Regions from separate parts of the Homo sapiens genome. Here all the other regions are linked to region 1. Evidence: chromatin loops called from intact Hi-C (ENCODE). Cell type or tissue: PC-3. All regions are shown on one strand. Region 1 has its middle 53 kb from the start of CEP126. Region 2 overlaps LOC105369460 (a long non-coding RNA gene). Region 3 has its middle 30 kb from the start of BIRC3. Region 4 overlaps MMP20-AS1 (MMP20 antisense RNA 1). Region 5 overlaps YAP1 (Yes1 associated transcriptional regulator).

The links. Peaks named below come from ENCODE experiments on the same cell type or tissue, not always from the same donor. Only the 100,000 strongest peaks of a DNase experiment are listed, where the experiment ranks them.
Region 2: it touches region 1 in a loop (6-fold over the local background); 6 of 110 quality-filtered maps call a loop at or near these places.
Region 3: a loop joins it to region 1, with 7 times the contacts of the local background. A loop is called at or near these places in 7 of 110 quality-filtered maps.
Region 4: it touches region 1 in a loop (6-fold over the local background); 11 of 110 quality-filtered maps call a loop at or near these places.
Region 5: it touches region 1 in a loop (5-fold over the local background); 2 of 110 quality-filtered maps call a loop at or near these places.

The regions. Positions count from the first base shown.
Region 1 is chr11:101,859,810-101,864,809 of GRCh38, forward strand. No RefSeq gene overlaps it. Among named protein-coding and RNA genes, the nearest start is that of CEP126, 53 kb to the right of the region's middle. In PC-3, CTCF peaks have their summits at 1,128 (motif pointing right), 2,830 (motif pointing right) and 3,030; DNase peaks (open chromatin) are centred at 1,122, 2,802, 3,232 and 3,772; H3K4me3 peaks cover 400 bases; H3K27ac peaks cover 1,163 bases.
Region 2 is chr11:102,266,210-102,271,209 of GRCh38, forward strand. It overlaps LOC105369460 (a long non-coding RNA gene), which reads left to right. Exons shown (of 5, transcript XR_007062863.1): 2 at 2,921-3,027. Among named protein-coding and RNA genes, the nearest start is that of BIRC3, 49 kb to the right of the region's middle. RefSeq lists a silencer at 2,540-2,649. In PC-3, CTCF peaks have their summits at 2,752 and 2,954; DNase peaks (open chromatin) are centred at 1,582, 2,602 and 3,972; H3K4me3 peaks cover 3,033 bases; H3K27ac peaks cover 1,375 bases.
Region 3 is chr11:102,285,016-102,290,015 of GRCh38, forward strand. No RefSeq gene overlaps it. Among named protein-coding and RNA genes, the nearest start is that of BIRC3, 30 kb to the right of the region's middle. In PC-3, a CTCF peak has its summit at 3,113 (motif pointing right); a DNase peak (open chromatin) is centred at 3,126; H3K4me3 peaks cover 1,394 bases; H3K27ac peaks cover 349 bases.
Region 4 is chr11:102,664,345-102,669,344 of GRCh38, forward strand. The region is part of intron 1 of MMP20-AS1 (MMP20 antisense RNA 1); the gene reads left to right. Among named protein-coding and RNA genes, the nearest start is that of MMP20-AS1, 26 kb to the left of the region's middle. In PC-3, CTCF peaks have their summits at 195 (motif pointing left), 399 and 2,190 (motif pointing left); a DNase peak (open chromatin) is centred at 2,187.
Region 5 is chr11:102,176,297-102,181,296 of GRCh38, forward strand. The region is part of intron 3 of YAP1 (Yes1 associated transcriptional regulator); the gene reads left to right. Among named protein-coding and RNA genes, the nearest start is that of YAP1-DT, 68 kb to the left of the region's middle. In PC-3, no CTCF peak of the experiment used is centred here; a DNase peak (open chromatin) is centred at 2,145; H3K4me3 peaks cover 963 bases; H3K27ac peaks cover 3,063 bases.

The DNA of each region.
Region 1 (5,000 bases):
GCCATAATTATAGGGCTAGTAGCCAGGAGAGAGTAGGTCCTGAGACAGGCATGTGTCACTCACTTTGCAGAAGAGATTCCTATGCATTATCTTTCAGCCCAAAGAGGTATTTGCTGTTAATAGGAAGAGTTGAGGGCCATTTCTGAATGCTAAGAAAGTTCAGGAGAGTCTGGGAAGCCAAACTTTGGGATGCAGCCACCCAGATGTCCTCATCCTACGTGTCAGGGCCCCAGATTATCCTAATCAGAGCCCCAAATTTGATGTAACAGATCTGTTTTGTGGGACATTTAACTATATTTGACATTCTATCATTTCAACTCTTAAATGGGCTTGGTCCTCATTTTTATATGTCTCCCTGGTGCAGGAGATAAAAAGTTTTTTTGTATACAAAGAACCCCTCTTGCTTACTTTCCTAATTTTTAATTGCCTGCTCGTTATCTTTCTGTGGCACAGAAGCTCTTAAGGACATCCATCCAATTTATTCTTTCTTATAGTTTCTCTTTCCTCTGTGTGTCCCAAATACTTGAAATATTGTACCCACCAATGCTTTCTCTACCCATGGTAGACACTAGACCAACACAATATATCACCAGTGAAAGCTGTATCTGCTCCTCCCACCAATAGTGATAGGGTCCTCAGTTCCAGCTGAGCGGTAAGTAATCCAGCTCCAAAACCCTATCATATCACCTACTTTTTCAGTCCATACCACCTCTGGTACCAATTGCTACAGGTTGAGTTCTCCAGAAGCTACTCTGAGACCAAATCAGGGTGCAGGATTTTTTTTTTTTTTTTTTTTGGAATTAATATTAATCCAACAAGAAGGGGGAGGAAGCAGACTTGAGCAGAAGAAGTCAAACTACAATGCAACAATCTCCTAACCAAACAGAAGGAACGCTCAACAGTCAGTTACACACCACAGTTGTCCTGCTTCAGGCTTCAATGGCCAGGCTTTTTAACCCTACGCTACTTAATTACTGGGTATGGGTTTCCCCAGCAAGAGGGTGTCATTGGACGAGGAATCTTTCTACCAGGGAGGCTGACCTTAAAGGAGCTGACAGCCAGAAGTGCTCTGCACTCCCCACAGCCAGGCTCCACTTACATGAAGTGAGCTGGGTGGCACATCTCTATATCTACCACTTGGTGGCAGTAGTGAAAGGACTGAGATGAGGTTATAAAATGAAAATTCATCTGCCAAAACGATTGCAGGATATTGCTATTTGGAATCAGCAAAATATGAGGAAGATGTACCGGACTCGATTGGAAAATGTGAGGCTGCTAGACCGAGCAAGTACTAAATTTTAGCTCGAGCTTTATTTAGTAATATGGGTATAATTACCAGATTATGGATTCAACTATAAAAGCTGAAGCAGCTGGAAGTTGCTTTTGTGTTTCTCATCTAATTTGATAAAAACTTGAACTCAAAGGTGGTCCAAGCTAGATTTTGGCCTCTATACTGTAAACAAAGAATTTCTGTCAACTAAGTACTTCACGAGATAGAAATTCTAGTATGTATTTACCACATAGCAACCAGATAATCACCACCAACCTTCAACTATATCCTATTAAAGGATGCAGAAGGCACACTCTCCCCATCAAGACATAGGAGAGGAGTGTGCCAACAGCTATGAAGTGCTAGAGTAGTTGTTCTCTATATAGCACAATGCTGGTGAAAAATGCTAAAGATTAAATGGCCTCCCTCAATTCAATAGTGTATTAGGTCATTCTCACAATGCTATAAAGAAGTGCCTGAGACTAGGTAATTTATAAAGAAAAAGGGTTTAATCAGCTCAGCTCTGCAAGCTATACAGGAAGCATGATACTGTCATCTCCTCAGCTTCTGAGGAGGCCTCAGGAAACTTACAATCATGGCAGAAGTCTCTCACTTATGAGTGAGAATATACGATGTTTGGTTTTCCATTTCTGAATTACTTCACTTAAAATAATAGTCTCCAACCCCATCCAGGTTGCAGCAAATGCCATTAATTCATTCCTTTTAGTGGCTGAGTAGTATTCCATTGAGTAATTAATAGAGGGAAAATTAAGCTGCAACATGGATTTGCTTTCATGTTAAGAAAGCTACTGCATTTCATCAGCATCTTTTGTCTCAGCAAATTCAACTCCAGCCTGGGTGACAAAACAAGACCCTGTCTCATAAGAAAAAGAAACCCAAGCTTATCTAAGCTAGATGGGGCATTTATTTTAGCAATACTGTCCATGAACTCTGAAGAGAGACACCAATGATCTCATGATGACTGGAATTCCTTCTGCCACCTTCAAGCAGAAAATTGAAAACTACAGTCTATGCACACACATGCACCCTAAGGGTCAGGCTTTGTCAGCGAGGTCCTATCAAAGAGGATGGGGGCATTGCCAGGAGATACCCCTAATAAATCCATCCCCTAATACGTCCAGCCCTTAATGATGTCCTGGGATGGACTCTCCTTCACAGGCTCATACTTCAGTGTTTGTAAATATGTCATCATAACCCCACTCCAACTGGTAAAATAACTTCCCCACAGCAAATAAAGACACAGCCTAGACAAGTATTAGAAGCAACTCCGTTAGCACAAAGAAAACTTCTCACCAATCTCAAATTTTTCTGTAACTCTACATTCAAGATGCATTTTTACTGCAAAAACAAGTTCCTAAGAAGAACACAGGAATGAGGAAGGATACAAGACAAGCCAGGGGGGTGCAAGAGAAAAGAAAAACAAGTGTTATCCAGCTTGTGATGCAATCACAGGCCAAGCACCCATGGATGGAATCACTTAACAGGCTCTGGGGGAAAACAGACTGTCAGGTCCACTGTAGTGCCACTGGAGGGAGCAGGAGTGAAATAGTGACTGATATCTGTGCTAAATATACTGATGTTCTGAGATTATTGGGGTCAGGGGAGGAGATTGCAGAGAGAGAGAGGAGAAGATTGCATAAAACGGGACAATTAATAGATATGTATAGTGCACAGGCAAGTGGAGTGGTAGTACAAGAGCAAGGTAGCAGGCTCGTACAGTGAGGCTGTTTCTTGGGAAACTAGGGAGCAGCCCAAAGATAGTGGAATTACTAAGAATTCCATTGATATTTCCAATCAGCAATGGCCATTCAAGAGAAAATCCATGCAAAATTTGGGATCAAATGTTTCAGGCATTAAGGAAAGTTAGGGCGACTCATCCTTCCTTTCTCAGTTACGAAAAAAAACCCAACCTTAAATAGAGCAGACAATTTCCAGAATGGAATGCAAGGCCACTGTGAATTGGCTAGCCTCTATGCAAGCAAGGCCCTGCTTTAACGGTAGCTGTTAGTCCAGTTCTTTCCAGGCTGCTATTTTCCTTCTTAGTGACTTGATGTTACTTCTGAGTACATGTCTTGGGTCCTTACATCACATATTTTTTACTTCTAACCATAAATTCTAAAGGTGTGCTCACTAGAACGGGAGCCCTCTCTAGATCATTCTAAGCAAAGTTTGGAGAACTAGTTGCCTCCTTTCTTTGGGTTCACAGTTTCTATGCCTGTAATCAGTTGTCAGGATCCCTGTTGAGAATCTCCAGAATAAGTTTCTGCCTATACCCATGAATATTTATCAGCCTAATTCACCAGGAGGCTTAACCCAGAGCTTCTCCCTGACTTCTGGAAGCTCAAGGTTTTTTATACTACTTGTCACCAACACTGTGTTCCAGCATATTCCCAGATGATTAAAACTTCCAAAGCAGTAGACCTTTATTATTCCAAAAAGATTCCTCCATCAACATACCAAACTGATGAGGGATTGTAAAGTATACAGAGAGCCCCTTCTCCCACATTGAGGCACTTCTCCAGCAGGAAATAAGAATGTAGTTAGTCATAATAGAAGCTCATTAAACTTGACTAGGATTTTAACAGTTAGGGAAAGATGACAATCACTTAAAGTTCATTAAGATCCCATGTCAGTATAACCTTTAGTATAAAGCATGGCATGTTTTTGCCCACAAAATTTTTAATCTCAAATTAAATGAGACTTGACCCTTGATCTATGTTCCAATCCATAACAATATTTGGCATATGAGCAAAGGCCATATTAGTTTTAAAAAAAAACTAGTTTAATTATTATGAATTTTGTAATAATTATATTCTAACTCATAATGTAACCCCTATTTAGTGCAATTAGTAAGATTTGATTTCTAACAAAGCCTGATTCTACTAATATCAAAGATAAAACGTACTGGGAGATTGAATTAAAACTTCTACAAGGTGTTTTTCCACTGTACCTGATTCATCCAAAAATCCTCTCATCTATAAAAGAAATAAGAATACCGACCAACAAAAAAGTTGTCAGAATCAACTGTTGCAGAACTACAGAAATTAATCAAAGGCTTGCAACAATCTGGGAATAATTTATTTACCAAAAAAAAAGCTCAATCTTGGTAAGAAAAATAGGTTTATAGTTTTATAACTTCCCTTTTCCTATCTCCTCTCCCAGCTCAGTCACAGCCTCAAAAGTCAATAACCTACAATCACAGTGAAAACCAGCAGCCTGTCATACACTGAAGAAGGTGGAATGGGGTTGGAGCTTCTTTAAAGCACATTCACAGAAAATTGTTGTGATGTTAATTGCCTGTTGGTTCCCTAGAAGAGCCCACTGACAGGGTTGTCTTCATTTTTACCTTACTAAGAACTCTCCCTTGTGAAAAATTCTTTTCCCCAAAAGTGTTGAAAACAATAAGAGTCAATTGCATAATATTGCAGCTGCCTGAAGTGGTGGATAACAGTTATGGCTAACAACAGACTAATTAAAAAGCTTAAAGGGAAAGCTAGAGGATAAGCTGTCCATAGGAACCTTGAAAAGCTGTGACACATCCCTGAGACTATAGAAGCCACTTATGTGTGTAAAGCTGTGTGCATGTACAGGGCTCTGCATATGCTCAGGAAATACCTGATAACCCTCTAAACTCTCTCCTCTGGCTAGTCTGGAGGTTCTGCACAAACAGGAAGTGAAGGCTAAGGCAGAGTTGTCAACTACTCAGTTG
Region 2 (5,000 bases), 410 kb after region 1:
CCCAGGGAATATAAAGTTAAACTTTGGCCTGTTCTGTTCTCAGTTGAGCAGATGAAGCTTTGCATGACTCCTTTCCTGCAGGAGATGCTTAGTTAAATCAGAGGCATTGCTCATTCTAAAAATTTGATCCAAATCTAGAGTTAGTGTTAAATGACACCATATGTTTCCTTTGGTTAAATAAGGTCAATAAATCATGTTCCTTTTTGTTTCAGAAAACTGAGATATTTTAGTCTATTCATGTTGAAAGAACACTAATTGTGAATTTAAAAAACATGAAGGGGTTGTGGGGCTCTAAAAAACATGGAGGGGGAGCGTGGCCCTAAGTCTGTACTTGGCCTGATGGTCTTATCTTCAGAATTCTGGGGTATATGAGGTATTACTATAAAGATACAGGTCTGCTTCAAAAAACATATATCTTATTTTATTTTATTTTTTAGAGATAGGGGCTCTGCCGGGTGCAGTAGCTTATGCCTGTAATCCCAGCACTTTGGGAGGCCGAGGCGGGCGGATCACGAGGTCAGGAGATCGAGACCATCCTGGCTAACACGGTGAAACCCCATCTCTAGTAAAAAATACAAAAAGTTAGCCGGGCGTGGTGGCGGACGCCTGTAGTCCCAGCTACTGGGGAGGCTGAGGCAGGAGAATGGCGTCAACCCGGAAGGCAGAGCTTACAGTAAGCCGAGATCGCGCCACTGTACTCCAGCCTGAGCGACAGAGCAAGACTCTGTCTCAAAAAAAAAAAAAAACAGATAGGGGCTCCCTGTGTTGCCCAGACTGGTCTCGAACTCCTGGGCTCAAGGGATCCTTCCACCTTGCCCTCCCAAAATGCTGGGATTACGGGTGTGAGCCACTGCGTCCTACCACAAGTATGCTTTGCTTTTGTTTCTTTTTTTTTTTTTTCCTTTTTTAACTTCTTATTTAAGAAAAAAAAGAGAGAGAGAGAGAGACGGGGGATCTCACTTTGTTGCCCAGGCTGGTCTCAAACTCCTGGGCTCAAGCAATGCCCACCTTGCTTTTCTTATGGCTTAAAGTAAGTAAAATAAAATGCTTTGAGAAATGATGGCATTGTTAAATAAACATATAACAAGAAAAGACAATACTCACTTGAATATACAAGTTAAAATTTAAAAATCATCAGTAACTAAATGAACATCAGAGTTAAGCACGAATTCCTTCCTTCAAAAAATGAAAAATCTCATTTTCATTTTTTGAATGAATACTCAGGCCTCTTTGATTATTATAACGATCCCAAAGTCCCTATACTACTCAATAATTATTTTGCCTGAAAATATGTGGAGGAGGAGGGGATTAATAAAGATAAAAATCTCTTAATTGAATATAAACAATTTAACTGTTCAAGAATTCCCCAAGTAAATTTTATCTACATAGTGTGGGTTAAATGTGGGGGGAAAAGGGATGGTAGATGCAAAATGCAGTTATTTGCTTCAAAAATCTATCTGTGTGAGTAGCTCCAATGTATAAAAGATCAAATGAAGAAAGTTTTACCGGCTTGTTTCCAATGCCTCCGACTTATCTGGGTGGATCTTCCCCTCTGACTCATTCTGGAACAGTCCTCCATAAGTCAAGGAGACAGTTTACAAGCTGGGGAGGTTTCCCTTCATAACGGCTGAGGGAACTTATTCTCTCCACAACCACGGTTCAATGTGTCAGGTACTGACATAAGGAAAGAATGTCTCTGACCTAAGGAATTCATAATCTAATAGGGGAGACGGACAAATAAATAGGTAAGTTTAAAAATGTCAAGTTCCCTGTCAAGGTAGAAAAGTATAGGGTGTCTTGGAGCACAGAAGAGGGTGTCCAGAAAGGCAAATGCAGATCAGATACAGAAGCAAGGCGTTGGGGTCCAAAATGCCCAGGTGGATGTCCTGGTCGGATCTCCAGAGTCCTACAGAGGACTTCCTCCACACAGGGCGGGTCAGTTTCAACCCATGGGAATGAAAGGGGGGGAAAACATGGAGAGCAGCTTCCAGCGCAGGGGGAGGAAAACATTCCCCAAGGAAATACTAGATTCCTGAAATATGTCCAGCCCTTGTGGAAAAGATGTAGTTCGGGCTGCAATTCGAGCAAACTTCGGAGAAGCTTCAAAAGCTCCGACTTGGCAATTCAACTCAAAGCGCTCTTCCAAGCTCTTCCTATTCAACTGCAACTTCTAAGGCAAAGTCATTGTTTACAGCCTGGCGGAGTTGGAAGAGTCTCCAAAAACACAACTTGCCGTGACAGTTGGAGTTTATAACCACCCTCGGACTTTAATGACAGGCAAGTCTGAGAAGCTTCCAGCACCACGGCCTGACTGACTTCTGCGGGGCTGGAGGGAACGGTGGGTCCCAGATTTGGGACCACCCTTCTGCAGTGAACACCTCCCCCACATTCTCGTTTGCCACGCCTCTAGGCCACCTGGAGCTGAAGTTTCGCTGTTTTCCACGGCATTTCCGGAATGCCAGGGCATGCCCTGTCAATCCTGCACGCCCTGCGGCCGCGCTGCTTTCTCCACCGGGGCAGCGCTGAGTAGGCGGGGCATGCGGGTGGGGCGGGGCTCCAGCCAGGGTGGGTGGGGCCTCTGCACGAACACCTGCCTGTACTTGGGCCCGGAGCTTGGATCTCTGCCCAGAGAGCTCCGGCAGCCCCAGTCATCCCCGGCAATCAGGAGGCAGCGCCGCTCGGCTGCTGCAGAGGGCGTTGCCCGACTTAGCGACAATTTTGTCCTACCTCCTCTATACACCTTGCTCAAGTGACTGGACTCTCGAGATTCAATTTCCTTATTCACAAAATGGGGTTGATTATCGTTAAATTTCACAGCTGTTTGAGGATTAAAAGAATGACGTATCTATATTGTTTATGTGCCAAGCACTGACACTTATTCATTAGTGCTCGTTTCTTTCCTTTTTCTTTCCAAATTCAGTCTGATTCAGCAAATAGCTACCGAGGGTCTACTTGTTTCCAGTCACTGGGGATTTAATGGCAAAATAACCCTCAAGAAGCTTATTGTCTAGTGGAAAAGACCAACAGGTAAACGGGCAGTGGGAAGTGCTGTGAGGGTGGAATTGCTGGGTGTTGGACAGGTAGAGGGGGCTGTGGAGGAAGAGCACGTTGCAGCTAGTTAGAGAGGTAGGATGAGAGCAAGGACAGGGAGAAGCTGGAAGTAGTACAGACCCTCTGGAAAGGTGAAGCTGGATCATGGGGCCAGATCATGAAAGAATTCCTAAATTATAAATTCTAGTGGCTACAGATTTTTATGTTGAAGCAGAGAGGAAACATGGAAGTATCTTAAGCAAGAGACTATGATGTGATTTGGATTTTAGAAAGATTCCTCTGGGTAGAGATCACATCGATGCAAGGCACAATTTAGCTCCTAAGCTCATTATTAGCAGCTTCATTTGAGGGTCACATAAAGAATTCCCCTAGGGTCTAAATAAAGTATTTGGAATTTTTTAGGTCAGGCCATGTAATTCTGAATTCTAGAAAATGACTAGAATTGGTTAGTTCTTTCTCTATAACTGGAATTGAGTTGGGTTTTAATATCCCCTCTATAAACCAGGCTTGATTTCAAACCAAATTTTATTACTCAGTTGGAAAAAGAAAACTTTTATACCTACATTAATCAACTGCCCCTTTGTAAACTTGCTTTCTCACTCACCTCCACGTGCCTAGCTTCTGGGATCAAGAAACCAGGAGGCAATGAAAAGTGTTATCAGACTTGCATTAAGACCAGCCCCTCCTTAAAGATGTTCTGGAGACAGAACTTAATCAGGTGGAGCTGGGCAGGGCTGAGGCTTCAGGCTCAGGCTCGCAGGCTGGTTTGGGGGATTAAAAGCCTAAACAAGTTAGTTGGGTTGTTCCTCTCCCATCATTTCCTGTTAGGTGATATGTGAGTTGGTTATGTTCTTATTTTAATGATTCACCCCTGAACATTGCTTCTGAAACAGCAGTTTGCAGGGTTAGCGAATAACTGTGCTGTCATCCCTATTTAAACCCAGTGAACAGTGATTTAATCTCAGATGTGCTCAGTGCAGGCTTCAGGTTCTCTCTGTCTAGTCCTATCATTGCATAGGATGGGTGACTGAGCTGGTGTGGGGATGAATTAATTGGCTCCTCCTCAGAGTTCCTCCAGGTGGGCAGGTTCTAAAAGAGTGAGTCTTGTCAGCACCAACTCCTTTTTTGTGTGTGGCAGAAGGTAGGTCTGAAATTTTGCCCTGAGTTGCTCCTAATTTGTTCAGTGATCTGGAATTGCTCCTTCCATTCTTTGAGGCTTAGTTATAAAACAAGAGTTTGATAACATGCTGGAAATTTCCTTCCAGCTCTAGGAGGGTTCTGGTCATCAGAGCAGTCAATATCAAATCCCTACATTTAAAGGTACAGCGTGAAACTATAAAGAATTATCCTCAAACGCTCCTCTGGGTCTACACCTTTGCCTGGCAAGCAGTCTCTTTGTCATTGCAAATTGATTTCTAAATGAAACTGCAAATCTTGTCAAATATACAGGATTACATCAAGCTGATGAAAGTAATAATGGAGAGAGCAAGTTCTTTGCACAAACAGGGGTCTTGCTAGGGAGATTACCTAAAAGCTGAAGAAAAAAAAAATAAACAAGAATGATGACAACCTAAGTGCTTCAAAAGAGAATGATTAGATTAGCAAAGGATTAATAGAGACATTTTGAAAAAACTTGGTGAAGCCTATTTACATTTTTATAAAAATGGCAAGTCAAACATGATGGAAAATACCTGAAAAGTGATGTCGATAAAACAGTAAATACTTGATTTATTGGAATTATAAATAATACTTGTTTTATAATTTCATTATGTTTTTCAAAATGAAATCCAAACTTTTTTCTATGAAATTTTGTTTTCCCCTTTGTGTCCATTTTAAATGGCTTTTTCGGATATCACTATTTCCTTTATTAATCTTCAATCTTGTTTCAAAAGGGATTTAAGAGGCCTAACATTCTGTGTTGAATACCAGTATATTCTAAACTCTGTTGC
Region 3 (5,000 bases), 430 kb after region 1:
GTCTCAAAAAAAAAAAAAAAAAAAAAAAAAAAAAAACTGCCAACGGGACCCAATCTTCCTAAGAGGGTCAGTGGACCTTTAAATAGCAAGACTTGGGCTGTTCTGAACTCCAGGAATATGGAGCTAAATAGCCAGAAAGATGCCAATGAAGCTGGCACAGCCGTTAGGATTTCTATTCAGTTCTGCATGTTCCTTTACTATCTATTATTTGGCTTGAAAAATCTAGGGCCCAGACTATAAGAAAGACAAAACAGAATGGAAGCTAAGATGGCCAGTTTTTATAGTAAAAAATCTATTCCAAGGGGATTGGGTTGACACTTTCTCTATTTGCAAATAGAGAAAAGTAAATTAAAGAAGAAAAAGCCACACAAGGTATTTTTTTTCTGAACATATGTATTTAAAATATTTGTCACTGCATTTTGACTTATTCAAATTGTTTAATATGATATTTGTTGGTTGTATTTTTAGTAAAATGGAATTAAAGGCAGTTTGTATTTTGGCAACCTATTTTGTTCTGGTATCTTGGAGAGTGGAGTGAGGGGAAGACGATCTGAGAAAATTCTGGCATGGGGAGAGATGAGGAATGGGAGTTCTTTTTCACCTTCTAATGTTCTTGAGAATGCATCTCTTGGGGCTCAGGAAACAATACCCCAAATATGGCACTTTGGCCTCCTGAGTACTTTGATTTTTTTTGTTTGTTTTTTTGAGATGGAGTCTCACTCTGTCGCCCAGGCTGAAGTGCAGTGGTGTGATCTCGGCTTACTGCAACGTCCACCTCCCAGGTTCAAGTGATTCTCCTGCCTTGGCCTCCCGAGTAGCTGGTGTTACAGGTGCCCACCACCACACCCAGCTAATTTTTGTATTCTGAGTAGTTTGAACTAAAGGAGATTGGAAAGCCTCAGAGGCAGTTTAAGGAGCAAAGTCTCAGGGGCTCACGCCTGTAATCCCAGCACTTTGGGAGGCCGAGGGAGAAGGATCGCTTGAGCCTAGGAGTTCAAGACCAGACTGAGGAACATAGGAAGACCACATCTCTACAAAAATTTTTAAAAATAGCTGAATGGGGTGGCACATGCCTGTAGTCCCAGCTACTTGGGAGGCTGAGGCTCTCGAAGGATCTCTTGAGCCCAAGAGGCTGAGGCTGCAGTAAGCCCTCATCGCACCACTGAGCTCCAGCCTGGGAGACAGAGCCAGACCCTGTCTCAAAAACAAACAAAAAACTCCCCAAAACAAAGAAGCAAAGTCTTTCTCTGACCTTCTCCCACCTGTCTGTTTCCCATCCACCTTCCTTCCCTGAAGTGAGTCATAGAACCATAATTCCTCTTCCCAACTTTGGGTCATAGAAATTAGAATCCCTCTCCCTGCAAAGTGAGCCATAACATCTAGAAAGGTTACTCTCTCCCTTCTCCCTTGAACACCCTCATTCAGGAGGGGTGCTGCCTCATACCAGAGAGGAAAGAATGCTGCACAGAGAGGCCAAGAAGAATCTGAACGGACAGGACTTGCTGGGTTTCGCTCCCCAGTCTCTGACTTTCATCCAATCACATTTCTACGTGGTTGTCCATTCTTCATCAAACCTAAGAATAAAAATAGAAAGTTTTTTCTGGGTCTTTGGGTCTTCATTTCTGAAGGCTCCTGTGTCATCACAAAATACTTTGATTAAATAAATTTGTTATGCTTTTCTCTTGCTAATCTGTCTTTTGTTATAAGAGTTTTGGCCGTGATCCTTATGAAGGGTGAGACAAACAATTTGGAAATGGCATGCAAACAGATAGGACTACCTCCATTATCGTATGTAAGAATAGCAATTATGGGCCGGACATGGTGGCTCATGCCTGTAATCCCAGCACTTTGGGAGGCCAAGGCCGGTGGATCGCCTGAGGTCAGGTGTTGGAGACCAGCCTGGCCAACATAGTGAAACCCCATCTCTACTAAAAATATAAAAAATTAGCCGGGCAAGGTGGTGGGCACCTGTAATCCCAGCTACTTGGGAGGCTGAGGCAGGAGAAGTGCTTGAACCCGGGAGGCAGAAGTTGCAGTGAGCCGAGATCGCGCCATTGCACTCCAGCCTGGGCGACAGGGCGAGACTCTGTCTCAAAAAAAAAAAAAAAGGGGAGTTATTAATTTTATTAATCACATGATGGAGTCTTTCTGGGGAGAACAGGTGGCTCCCAAGCAGGTCCAAGCATGGCTTGAGAGAGCAGGGAAAGGAGACTGACTCTGCTTTTACTTGTGATTAGAGGGTAGGGTTCTTACTTGGCCAAGGCTTGCATGGTTTGAACTCACTTTCAGTGCCAAAGGAGGAAGCACTCAGGATTTCTTATCACCCCGCCCAGAGGTGGGGCAAGGAGAAGGAAGTTGGCGGAGGGGGAGGGGGGGCTTGAAAACTGTCAGCAAACATCAAAAATGGAGTCAGACTATGAGAATAAAAGAGTTTAAAAACCTCCTGTTTACTTTTTTTTTTTTTTTTTTTTTTTGAGACGGAGTCTCGTTCTGTCACCCAGGCTGGAGTGCCGTGGCGCGATCTCGGCTCACTGCAAGCCCCGCCTCCCGGGTTCACACCATTCTCTGGCCTCAGCCTCCCGAGTAGCTGGGACTACAGGCGCCCGCCACCGCAGCCGGCTAATTTTTTTTGTATTTTTAGTAGAGACGGGGTTTCACCGTGGTCTCGATCTCCTGACCTCGTGATCCGCCCGCCTCGGCCTCCCAAAGTGCTGGGATTACAGGGGTGAGCCACCGCGCCCGGCCCCTGTTTACTTTTTTTCTCTTTCTTTGAAATGGAATCTATGTTGCCCAGGCTAATTTTGGAACTCCTGGATTCATCTTTTCTACATTAAAAGATAATTTTCACTTAAAAAAGGGAACAAGTAGCTTTGTGTATTATATTTAATTTTGGCCTCCAAGTTTGAAACATCTGAACTGTCAATTAATGAGGTCTACACTACCGCTATGGGGCTTGGGACTTGTCTGTCCCTGGTTAGAATGTTTCACTAGGGAAGAGACTTCAGAATCTCTCTTGTTACTGTTAAATAGTAGCGGGCACATAGTAGACATGTTGCAAATATTAAATGGATGGCTGGTGGATAAATGGATGGATGAGTTCAAGAGAGTTGCCACTAGATGGCACTGTTTATTTGGATCTGTGTTGCAAATTTTCACAGGCATCTCAACAGTCCAGGGGAAGGTGGTGGCTATTCTTCGGGATCACGTCAGCCACGTATGTCTGAACTCCCCTGATCCTGCCCCGTTATGGCTGCTCCTTCATCCCCCACCAGCCCTCGAGGGGGTTGAGAATCATGAAATTTTCTCCTTGGAAATAATCTCAGATATTATCTATTCTATTGCAACTCCCCAAATTTTCAGGCTAACAAAATGGGGGGCAAGCCGTGAAACACTGCAGTGGGAGTGTAGCTGTCAGCAATTGATTTAGTTCAGATGTCTCAAACTTAGGAGCCAAAAATAACGATAATATGCTGAGCTATGTGTTCATTCAGAAAAAAACAAAAACCAAAAAACAAGAATTTCCTGCAGCGGACTTAACACCTGCATCCTGCGCCCACCATGATCCAGCCCCTGCAGTTACCATGCCCCTACTCCCCCAACCTCCCCCGACCTCCATCTGTTGTAGCAGACCCAGAAGGTCCTTCCCTAGACTTACATCTAATATTTACGTTTCACTCCCCGATAAGCTGTAAGGATCCCTTGCTTTCTGCAAATCGACTAGGTCTGCCATTTTCATCCTTAAACCTGACCTCCTTCTCCATTTGGCCTCAGGCCCAGCTGACCTGGCCTTGTTTTCCTCATCATAAGTGACAGTTTTTTAAAATCTGAAACATTCTAGTTGCAAATCCCATTACTGCCTCTATAGAATCCTGCGGTTTTGATTTTATCTAATCCCAGCATTTAACAGCAACTGGGCAGCTCTGCTATATCCGGGCCTGTGGTAGTCTCATTATCATGCATTTTAGCAATTATTCAAAATGCACCTTTTCACATAGAAGAAGAGTAAGTCCAAGTCCAATCTAGCCATAATTCATTCACTCATTCAGTAAGCATTCACTACATGTATATTACATAGAACCGGGTTCGGTCATTGTTTATAAAAACAAATAAGGCATTTCCACTCCCCAAAAGTAGACATGCAATCAGATAAAGTACAATCAAGTACATTAAATGCTTAGTAGTCTAATGAAAATAAATAGCAGCGTCCTTTATCAGACTGAAATGAAATATTGTTCTGCAATACAGACCACTGCAACTCTGAGTTTTCATCTACAATATAAGAATGATAAACTCTACCTCCCAGGCTAGTATGAAAACTCAAGAGTGAGTGTGGATATATAAACAAAATTTCCTCAGTACAGCTCTTGGCCTACAACAGGTGTTCAATAAGTACTGTTCCCTTCTCCTTCTCTATAATAAAGGTATAAACAAAATTTTGTGGGAACACAGAGGAGGAAGGTTGTAAGAGTTTCCTGAAAACTCTGCAATCTGAAGCACAGAAAAAGAAGAAAGTTGTAGGCAGGGGGCAAAGTAAATAGAGAGATGCATCAGCTGGGTCCTCCGGGAAGCAGATCTGAGACAGAGTTAGTGCAAGAGGCTTAGTGGGAAGTAATGCCACGAAAAATGAAAGAGACTGGAGAGGCGGTGTTGGGTGGAAAAGCTCAGACAACGTTGCAGATCTGAGTCTCCACCCACCCAACAGAGAGCTCTGGAGCAATAGTGCCTGTTAGAGGAGTCCTGCATTTTGCAGAAATATCCAGGCCCTGGTTCCCCTCCAGGAAGAACATGACCTTAGCTAAAAAGTGGCAGATTCTGGAGGTAGTAACAGCAGAGGCTGCCAGCTCACTGCATTCTTGGCAGTTGAGCAGCAAAATTTTTTCTTGAAAAGAGATCTGAGGGGCACACCTCTGTGTCTGCCACAGTATTTTGTTCTACCTCCTTCTAAGACTTACAGAGTGCCAGTATGTCCAGATGCTGTGCCAGGCACTTTTTTCATTTAT
Region 4 (5,000 bases), 800 kb after region 1:
CAAGGCAAGAACCTGGGATACAGAAAACCCTCTGTCCTTGTGATAAGGCAGGGGTCTAATTGAGCTAACAGAAGCCGCCTACAAACAGCTAAACTAAAAGAACACCCTGTAACACATGCCCACTAGGGTTTCAGCTGTAAACATTCACCCCTAGACACTGTCGTGGGGTTGAAGCCCCACAGCCTGCCCGTCTGCATGCTCCCCCTAGAGGCTTGAGCAGTGAGGCACTGAAGAGGCGAGCCACTCCTCCATTGCATGCCCCATGAGGGGGGCAAGGGAAGTTTTCCCGTTTCAGTAATATATGTCAAGTTTCTAGCATTGTGACTGACATATAGCAGACACTCAATAATAATCAGAATTAACTAAATGCTTACTATGTGACAAGGTTGTTCCAGAGCTTTATCTGTATCATTCTAATCCTCCAAAAACCTTTATGAGATAGGTACTATTATTGCTACCTTTTTTGCCAGGGAAGAAACTAAGGCACGGAGAGGTTAAGGTGGTATAATTTCCCAAGTCACAAGTTAGTAAGTGGTAGAAGGGAGATTGAACCAGGTGGTCTGGCTCTAGAACCTCCAGTTAACTATATTCTAACATCTACCATTTTAAGTACAATCTGCCATCATGTACTGAACGTTACCATTTAGGGGCCTTTCTCCAGGACCCTTTAGGTGGTCCCAGACACATGCTAACAGGGGCACCGAGGGACACTCAGCCTGGCTGGGAGTGGATGGGATGTATGGGGGACTAATGAAGGGACAAGCTGGTTACTGTTAATGATAGAGCAAGAGGCTCGGATTGTTTTTGATGCATAATGAGAACCAAGTATAGGTATTGATACGCTGATGAAAGTCAGGGATTTTTTAAGGTACTGGACATAAAAAGTGACATGATCAAGGCCCGCTAGTCTAGAGGTGAAGCAGCTGGCTAACTGCAGTAAAGAGGAACAGATGGTATGAGATGAGTCTACATGAAGCACAGCAGAGACACAAGGGGGAGAGGGTCAATTCTGCTCTGAGAGGAAGGGGCAGGGAAGGCTGCATAAGGAGATGATGTAAGCTGGTTTTACAAGGTCCTTGGGAGGTTTTGAGCAGAATGTCATGGCCAGAAACATGCATTTCATTAAATAGCCTATTTCCCGTCCACCAACTTAGGAAAAGGAGGGCCTGACTCCGGGTGGCGGCAGTGAGAATGGGGAAGAGGAATACAGAGGCCGACTTGAGGTGAGATTATCAGGAGATGATGATTATATATGGGGCCCAAGGGGAGTACTGATCTGAAGTCCAGGGATTGGGGTGCCTCTCTCAGGGACAGTTTATAGAAAGAGAGACTGCATTTGCTTCCATCCGAAGCACCTATGAGACCTGAAGGTGTAGATAAAAGACTACAGGAAAGAGATGATGGGTTTTGGGAACAGCTTTCTCTCCAGAAGGACTCTATTAAAAGGCATGTTATTGATAAGGAAAGAAAGGGGTCACTCTTGACTTTTACCCATCATCTCAGGTTAGTTTATTGTCACTGAAGGCCCCAAGAACGTAGGAGATGAGATGTGATTTCCAGAGGTGACGGGTGGGAAGCCACCTGAAGCTTCAGCCCTGCATTAGCAGGACATTGACCATCTCTGGTTCACTTGCATCTTGATTTGCTTTCTTGAGAAGAGGGAGGGTGTCTTTCCAGCTACTGGACGAGCAACTTTTGAGAGTCCTGGGTATTCATTTAAATTTCATTCAGCCAATGTTTACTGAGCACTTACTACATAGGAAGCATTATTCTTGAGGTTGAGTGTGCTGTATGAAACTAAAACAGCCCCCACTCTCCTGAGACTAACATTATGGAGGCAGGGAGCTAGTATGTAAACACATAAAGGAGTGGGCTGCACAAATGTCTGGAGGGAGAGGGTCTGGGAATATGGGGCAGTGAGAGCAAAGACTCTGCGGCAGGAACAAACTAGGTCAGATGAATGAGTTACTTTGTGGAAAAAGTCTTGAGTTGCTCTTCTAGACAATCACTCCTTCTCCCACTCCCTTGAATTTCGGGAAGTGGTCCCTGTATTTCTTAGTTACTAAGTGAACAAATTATCTTTGAGAGACCAGGGTATGGTTCTGGACTGCTTTGTAATTTAAAAGTTAGCCTTGGTGGTGGCCTCCGGGATTTTATGGTCTTTGAGCTCAAATACCCTGGGAGGCAATTGCCATCTAGTGGCAAGGAGAGAAAACACACCTGGTAGCTTGGGAAAGAAAAGAAGTTTCTTTAGGATATCAAGCCTGTAGCTCGTCTTTCAATCTTTGGCTATGAAATGACTTTGAAAATTTGCTAATTTTCTACTTTCTCAAAAATTCAAGAAAGTTGAACAATTGGCCCCAAATTAGTTACATTTCCAACAGAAAACGTCATTTCTTTGACATGTGCTATGCATTGTACATATTTTCACATTTAATCTCCACAGCAACTCTGCAAGCTGAACAGTTTTATTATCCACATCTTGAATATGAATATATATAAGATTTAAATAACTTTTCCAATGTCCTAGAGCTTTTAGATGACAGAGTTGGGATTAAACCCTAGTCTTTCTGAGGACAAACTTGAGTTACATTGTCTACCTACCTGTAGGTAGCTTTGAACGTGTGCTAAAGGAACTAGTTCTTATTAGACATCAGCAAGTGTTTGCTAAAGCCAAGTCAACTAAATATTGTTATGAAGAAAATGCTCAGATCTAGGATTTATAGAGGGAAATTACCGACATAAAGTTCAGCTGAGCACAAGGAGCTTTCTAGCAATTAGATCTGCCTACAGTGGAACAGGATTCCTTAGCAGGCAGACATGCATGGGTTGCTGTGGGGGACTGGCAGAACACAAATGTGTTTTGTTTCATCCAAGCCATGTCTTGTATACATTTGTATTTAAATGCTTTGTCTGGGTGTTATTTCTTGTTTGCCACCATCTCAATCTTTTCCTAAATAATACACCTGGCCCTCACATATTTACTTTACCTTCCTGGTGTGGTAAGCATTTAGGTTGATGACCACTGAGTGACTGACAGGTGTTTAAGAGGATATCCTATCATATATTTGATGGGTTACCAACACTATAAAACTATCCTATCAATTTTTTTAATAGGAGTGTTAATACAAATAACTTAGTCTACCATTATCATAAACTTTTTTTTTGCACAAAATAGGTAAAAATGTAAGGAAGAAGAAAAGATAACAACAATAACTGGCATTTATTGAGTAATGTTACTCTCAGTGACCATAAACTCTGATTTTCTGAGTTTTGAGCTCGTTATGCTTGTTGTTTCTGTGCAATTATTAATACAGTCCTCTTTCATGTTAAAAATATCCTTTACTCTGGGTTCCCCCAGTCTGTTCCCCAGGGTCAGCCTTTGCTATTAGTATCTTGTCCTTTACTTTGGAAATTTCTGTATATATAAATTATATAGGCATATATATATATATATGCATATGTACTGGCACATATATATGCATATGTACTTGCACATATATATATGCATATGTACTTGCACATATATATGCATATGTACTTGCACATATATATATGCATATGTACTTGCATATATATGCATATGTACTTGCATATATATATATGCATATGTACTTGCATATGTATATGCATATGTACTTGCATATGTATATGCATATGTACTTGCATATGTATATGCATATGTACTTGCATATGTATATGCATATGTACTTGCATATGTATATGCATATGTACTTGCATATGTATTTGCATATGTACTTGCATATGTATATGCATATGTACTTGCATATGTATATGCATATGTACTTGCATATATTGCCTTTCTGAAAGAAAAAAGTAAATAGGACTACATTATATGCATTGTTCTTGACCTTACGTTCTTTTTTAATCTAGCTTGCCTTAGAAATTTTTTTTCAATACACAAACCAAATGTTAAATTTAGCATGAATGTATGGCTGCTTTTTTAAAACTTTTAATTTAAAAATGATTATAGATTCACATGAAGTTGCAAAGATAATACAGAGGTGACTCATGTATCCTTCATCCAGTTTTCCCCAATGATTACATCTTACATAATCATAGTACAATATCTAAACTAGGCAGTTGGTACAATGTGTGTATATTCTCTGTCATTCTATCACATGTGTAGATTCATGGAAACACTGTTGCAATCAATATCCACAACTAGTCCATCACCATGAAGATCTCCTTTGTGCTGCTTTTTTATAGTTACACCTGTCCCCTGGCCTCCCACTATCCTTAAACCCTGGCACCGGCTAATCTGTTTTCTGTATCTATAATTTTGTCATGTAGAGAATATACAAATGGAATCATAAGTCTGTGACTTAAAAATTTTTTTAATTAAAAAATATATTTAGGGGGTACAAGTGCAGGTTTCTTACATGCCTATATCGTGTAGCATTGAAGTCTGGGCTTTTAATGTACTTATCATCCAAATAGTGAACACTGTACCCAACAGGTAATTTTCTGTCCCTCATCCCCCTCCCACCCTCCTACCTCTTGTCGTCTCCAATGTCAATTCTTACAATCCGTGTGTCTGTGTGTACCCATTGTTTAGCTCCTACTTATAAGTGAGAACATGCTAGTATTTTGACTTTCTGTTTCTGAGTTATTTTACTTAGGATAATGTCATCCAGTTCCATCTGGGCTTTTGCAAAAGACATGATTTTATTCCTTTATCCATATTTCCTTTATCCAATTCTCTGTTGATGGACACTTAAGTTGATTCCATATTTTTGCTATTGTGAATAGTGCTGTGATAAACATACATGTACAAGTATCTCTTTTTTCAACTTTCATTTTAGGTTCAGGGGTACATGTACAGCTTTGTTATATGGGTACATTGCATGTCTCTGAAGTTTGGTGTACAGATAATTTTGTCTTCTAGATAGTGAGCATAGTACTCAATAGGTAGTTTTGTGACACTCACTCTTCTCTTAACCTCTCCCCTGAAGTAGGCCACAATGCATGTTGTTCCT
Region 5 (5,000 bases), 320 kb after region 1:
CTTATAGTTAAACTCAGTGTAGAAGAGTGATGAACACAAAACAATACATACTGTATTCAAGAAATCAGAACAGGTGCAATTTAAATTTATAGGTGGGGAAGAGTCTTACTAGTGGGACAGATTGGAGAAAAGCTTCACAAAGATATGGCATAAGAATAGAGTAGAATTGGGTCAGGCACGGTGGCTCACGCCTGTAATCCCAGCACTTTGGGAGGCAATGTGGGTGGATCTTGAGGTCAGGAGTTTGAGACCAGCCTGGCCAACATGGTGAAACCTCATCTCTACTAAAAATAACAAAAGTTAGCCGGGTGTGGTGGTGCACCCCTGTAATCCCAGCTACTCAGGAGGCTGAGGCAGGAGAATCACTTGAACCCAGGAGGCGGAGGTTGCAGTGAGCTGAGATCACACCATTGCACTCCAGGCTGGGCAACAGAGTAAGACTCCGTCTCAAAAAAAAAAAAAAAAAAAAAAAAAAAAAAAGAGTAGAATTTCAGTGGGTTGAAAACAATGGAGGCTGGGAGGACACAGGCTTTGGGGTGGACATACTGAGAATGTAGGGAGGTGGAAAGTGCATGACACTTCTGGGTACTGGAAAGACAGGAGTGAACAAGCCATGCGGCTGGGAGGACTGAATGAATTACTAAAGTGATAGAATCATCTTACCAGAGAGAAAGCAGCTGATGAAGTAGGAGAAGAAACTATATGTAGACAAGTTATTAGGAAGAAGTGACATTCAGAGTGGGAAGGGATGAGAGGGAGTTAGCTAAGCAAAGAAGGTAGAGAGAAGAGTTCCTGCAGGGAGCAACTGCAGTTGTGAAGGTCCTGGAGCTGGGAGAGGAGATGTTTGAGGAACTGAGAGAAGATTGAATGAGGAGGGATGTGAAATGATGTGGAGGAATAGATAGAGCCTGGCATGTTGGATGCTTTCAGTACCGAAGCAGTGCTATATAATGCCTGACTATAGAGGATAACCCACTAAAAATTTGAGAATTTTCCTTTAGGGAGCTGAGCCTTGAGTCAGAGGACTTCCTCCTTAGAGGAGGTGAGGTAAGATGATCATGTGGCTGTGGTACATACAAAGTTTAATGTTGGAGTTGAATAAGACCAATTTGGAAGTTACTGCTAAAACTTTGTCATGGAAATGTGAAAGTTTATGTGAAAGTTTCAAGGTCAAAAGATCGAGACCAGCCTGGCCAACACAGTGAAACCCCATCTTTACTAAATACAAAAATTAGCTGGGCGTGGTGGTGAGGGCCTGTAATCCCAGCTACTCAGGAGGCTGAGGCAGGAGAATCGCTTGAACCCAGCAGGTGGAGGTTGCAGTGAACCAAGATTGCGCCATGGCACTCTAGCCTGGCGACAGAGTGAGACTCGGTCTCAAAAAAAAAAAAAAAAAAAAGTTTATGTGAAAGTTTTGAGGGACAAATGGAAATGGCATTTTGAAGAAACCCCACTCAAAATATGGGAACATATCTTGTGAAGTGTCAAATGTCCAGTTGGAGGAGAAAGACTAGTATTGACCCTGTGAGAGGCATTAAAGATATGGGAGTCATTTATGTGAATATGGCAAGCCATGGGATTTCATGAAAGTTCCAAGAAAAGAGGATTAAAAAAATATGATTACTGTTTGTCATAATTGTGGTGTAGTATTCAAGAGCATGATTTCTGGAGAGCTCAACTGTCAAGGTTTGAATCTCACTCTGCCACTTACTAGGTTGGGCTGAATGATCCTGGACAAGCTAACTTTTCTTTGCCTTAGATTCCTCATCTGTAAAGTGGGTATAATAATAGTACCTCCATCGTAGGGTTGTTAAGTGACTTAACATTTGCTTGCAAAGAACTTAGGAAAAGTGCCGTGTACATAGTAAGAACAGTTTGTGAATCATCATAAATACACGAGACCAGAATTTCAAAACAAGCAGCAGGCAGAATGTTCCTTTAAAAGGTCATTGAATGTACTTTTCCAGCTACTCTTGTTACTTTCTAAGGAAACTACTTGATAATCCTGTACTTTGTAGGACTCATCAGGGTGTGTTTAGTAAACTTCAGTGTCCTAGGTGACTTCTTTATTCCCAAATTGTGGGGCAGGTGACAAGGGGAGGTTGGTCCTCTAACTCGTGGTGTAGTTAATCAGGATTTTCCTGTTTGAATAGACATGGCAAATGGTTTTAGTTAGTCATTACTAATGCAAGAGGGTCCTTAGGCAAGAGCAGGAAGTTAATGGTGAGTCACCTTCAGTGTTATGACATGGAGTATTTCTTTTTAAAATATCACAGGGAGTTGGTTTTTGCTATAGTAGCTAAGTTGTCAATCAAGTAATACTAGTAGTAAATCTTACATAAAAACTCGCTTCCCTCAAGTTTAAGTAGTTCTAATTTATGCATTATTTTATATATTGCCTACTACTCTCTTTTTGCTTATCCTGAATCAAATTTCTCACCCTCTGTCAATCTAATTTTGTGTTGCTATAAAGGAATAACTGAAACTGAGTAATTTATAAAGAAAGGTTTAATTTGGCTCACAGTTCTGCAGGCTGTACAGGAAGCATGGTGCCAGCGTCTGCTTCTGGTGAGGACCTCAGGAAGCTTACAATCCTAGCAAAAGGCAAGTGGGAACCAGTGTGATACATGGTGCAAGAAAGTGAGTGGGAGAAGTCCCAGGCTTTTAAACAACCAGATCTCAGGTGAACTGAATGAGAACTCACTTATGACCAAGGGGATGGTGCGAAGCCATTCATGAGGTACCCCACCCCCCACCCCGTGACCCAGTCACCCCCCACCAGGCCCCACCTCCAACTTTGGGAATCCCATTTCACTATGAAATTTGGAGGGGACAAACATCCAAACCATGTCACCCTCTTTACGTCTCATTAAAATGCTGGCCTGTTTCTCTCTTCCTTTTTGCTATAGGGCCTACTTTTAATCTTTTCTTCGAAAGAAGACTTTGGTATTGGTGGTCAGGCATGATAGCCCAGCCTTGAAAAGCTTCCACATCTTTTTCACGTCTAAGGGCCCAGCTTTCGAGTGTGTAAAAGTTATTTGGGGTGAAAATGTGTATTATCCATTCTCACCAATCTAGAGGTTGTCATGAGTTTGGGGGATTGGAATTACTGTTTAATAATGGTAATCCCCTTTAAGTATTTACTGGTTGAAATAATTAAAGTTTTTCTGGTAGATTCTTAACCATAAAAACGAAGCGAACTGCTTATTCTGCCCCATCCACAGGTAGCAGCCTCTTCATGCTTGCCCCTGCCTGGAATGCCCATGCCCGGAATGTCACATGTTTGGCTAGGAGTGCATTTAGGTCAGAGCTTACAGGTCACTTCCTGCCCTTGATCTGCTTTTCTAAAAAACTGTTTCCCATTTTTCTTTTTCTTTCCCATTTTTCATTTTTCTTTCTTTCATGCATGCTGCTTTATTTTTGCTGCACGTATCATTAGCCAACATTGTACTGTCTTCTATCTGGAACATAAATTCCATCAGATAGGGACTATGTTGTTTATTGCTCCATCTCCAGGGCCTGAATATAGTAGGAACTCAATAAATACTTGTTGAGTAAAAGTATTTGCTATATCCCTGTCCCTTCAGTTTAAATGATACATAAAAATAATGCAGAAATTGAGCTTACATAGAAAGAATGAAACAATATTTTGTTTTACAAGCATAAACAAAGGATTTTAATTACATTCATTTCAGCCAACATTTATTCTATTTTTTTTTTTTTTTTTTTTGAGATGGAGTCTCGCATCCGTCGTCCAGGCTGGAGTGCAATGGCACAATCTTGGCTCACTGCAACCTCCAACTCCCGGGTACGAGAGATTCTCCTGCCTCAGCCTCCCAAGTAGCTGGGACTACAGGTGTGCGCCACCACACCCGGCTAATTTTGTAGTTTTAGTAGAGATGGGGTTTCACCATGTCACCATGTTGGCCAGGCTGGTCTCGAACTCCTGACCTCATGATCCTCCCTCCTTGGCCTCCTAATCTATTTCTAATTAGTAGATCCTATACTGGACAAAAATGGAAAATGCAAAATATATACTCCTGTGTTCAGGAATTTCACAGTCTAGCCAGGAAGAAAACATGCATAATGAAATAATACTGAATGAGCCAGGCGTGGTGGCTCACGCCTGTAATCCCAGCACTTTGGGAGGCCGAGGCAGGTGGATCACAAGGTCAGGAGATCGAGACCATCCTGGCTAACACAGTGAAACCCCGTCTCTACTAAAAGTACAAAAAATTAGCCAGGCATGGTGGCGGGCGCCTGTAGTCCCAGCTACTTGGGATGCTGAGGCAGGAGAATGGCATGAACCTGGGAGGTGGAGCTTGCAGTGAGCCGAGATCATGCCACTGCACTCCAGCCTGGGCGACTGAGCAAGACTCCATCTCAAAAAAAAAAAAAAAAAAAAAGAAGATCAAAACAAAAATAATAATACTGAATGATAAATGCTATGACATAGATATAAAGAAATTTTTTTACTAGCACAGAGAAAGAACTCTTCATCTGTATTGAGGAAGTGAAAAGTTCTCAACTAAAAATGTTTCGAAGCTAAATGGCCAGTAGTAATTCTCGGTCGGGCATGGTAGCTCGCACCTGTAATCCCACCACTTTGGGAGGTCGAGGTGGGAGGATCTCTTGAGCTCAGGATTTCGAGACCAGCCTGGGCAACATAATGAGACCCCATCTCTACAGAAAAATTTAAAAAATAGCTGAGCGTGGTGGTGTGCACCTGTAGTCCTAGCTCCCCAGGAAGCTGAGGCAGGAGGTCACTTGAGCCCAGGAGTCCAAGGCTGCAGTGAGCCGGGATTGCACCACTGCACTCCATCCTGGGTGACAGAATGAGACCCTGCCTCAAAAAAATAAAATAATAGGCCAGGCTCGGTGGCTCACGCCTGTAATCCCAGCACTTTGGGAGGTTGAGGTGGGCGGATCACGAGGTCAGGAGATCGCGACAATCCTGGCTAACACGGTGAAACCCCGTCTCTACTAAAAATACAAAAAAA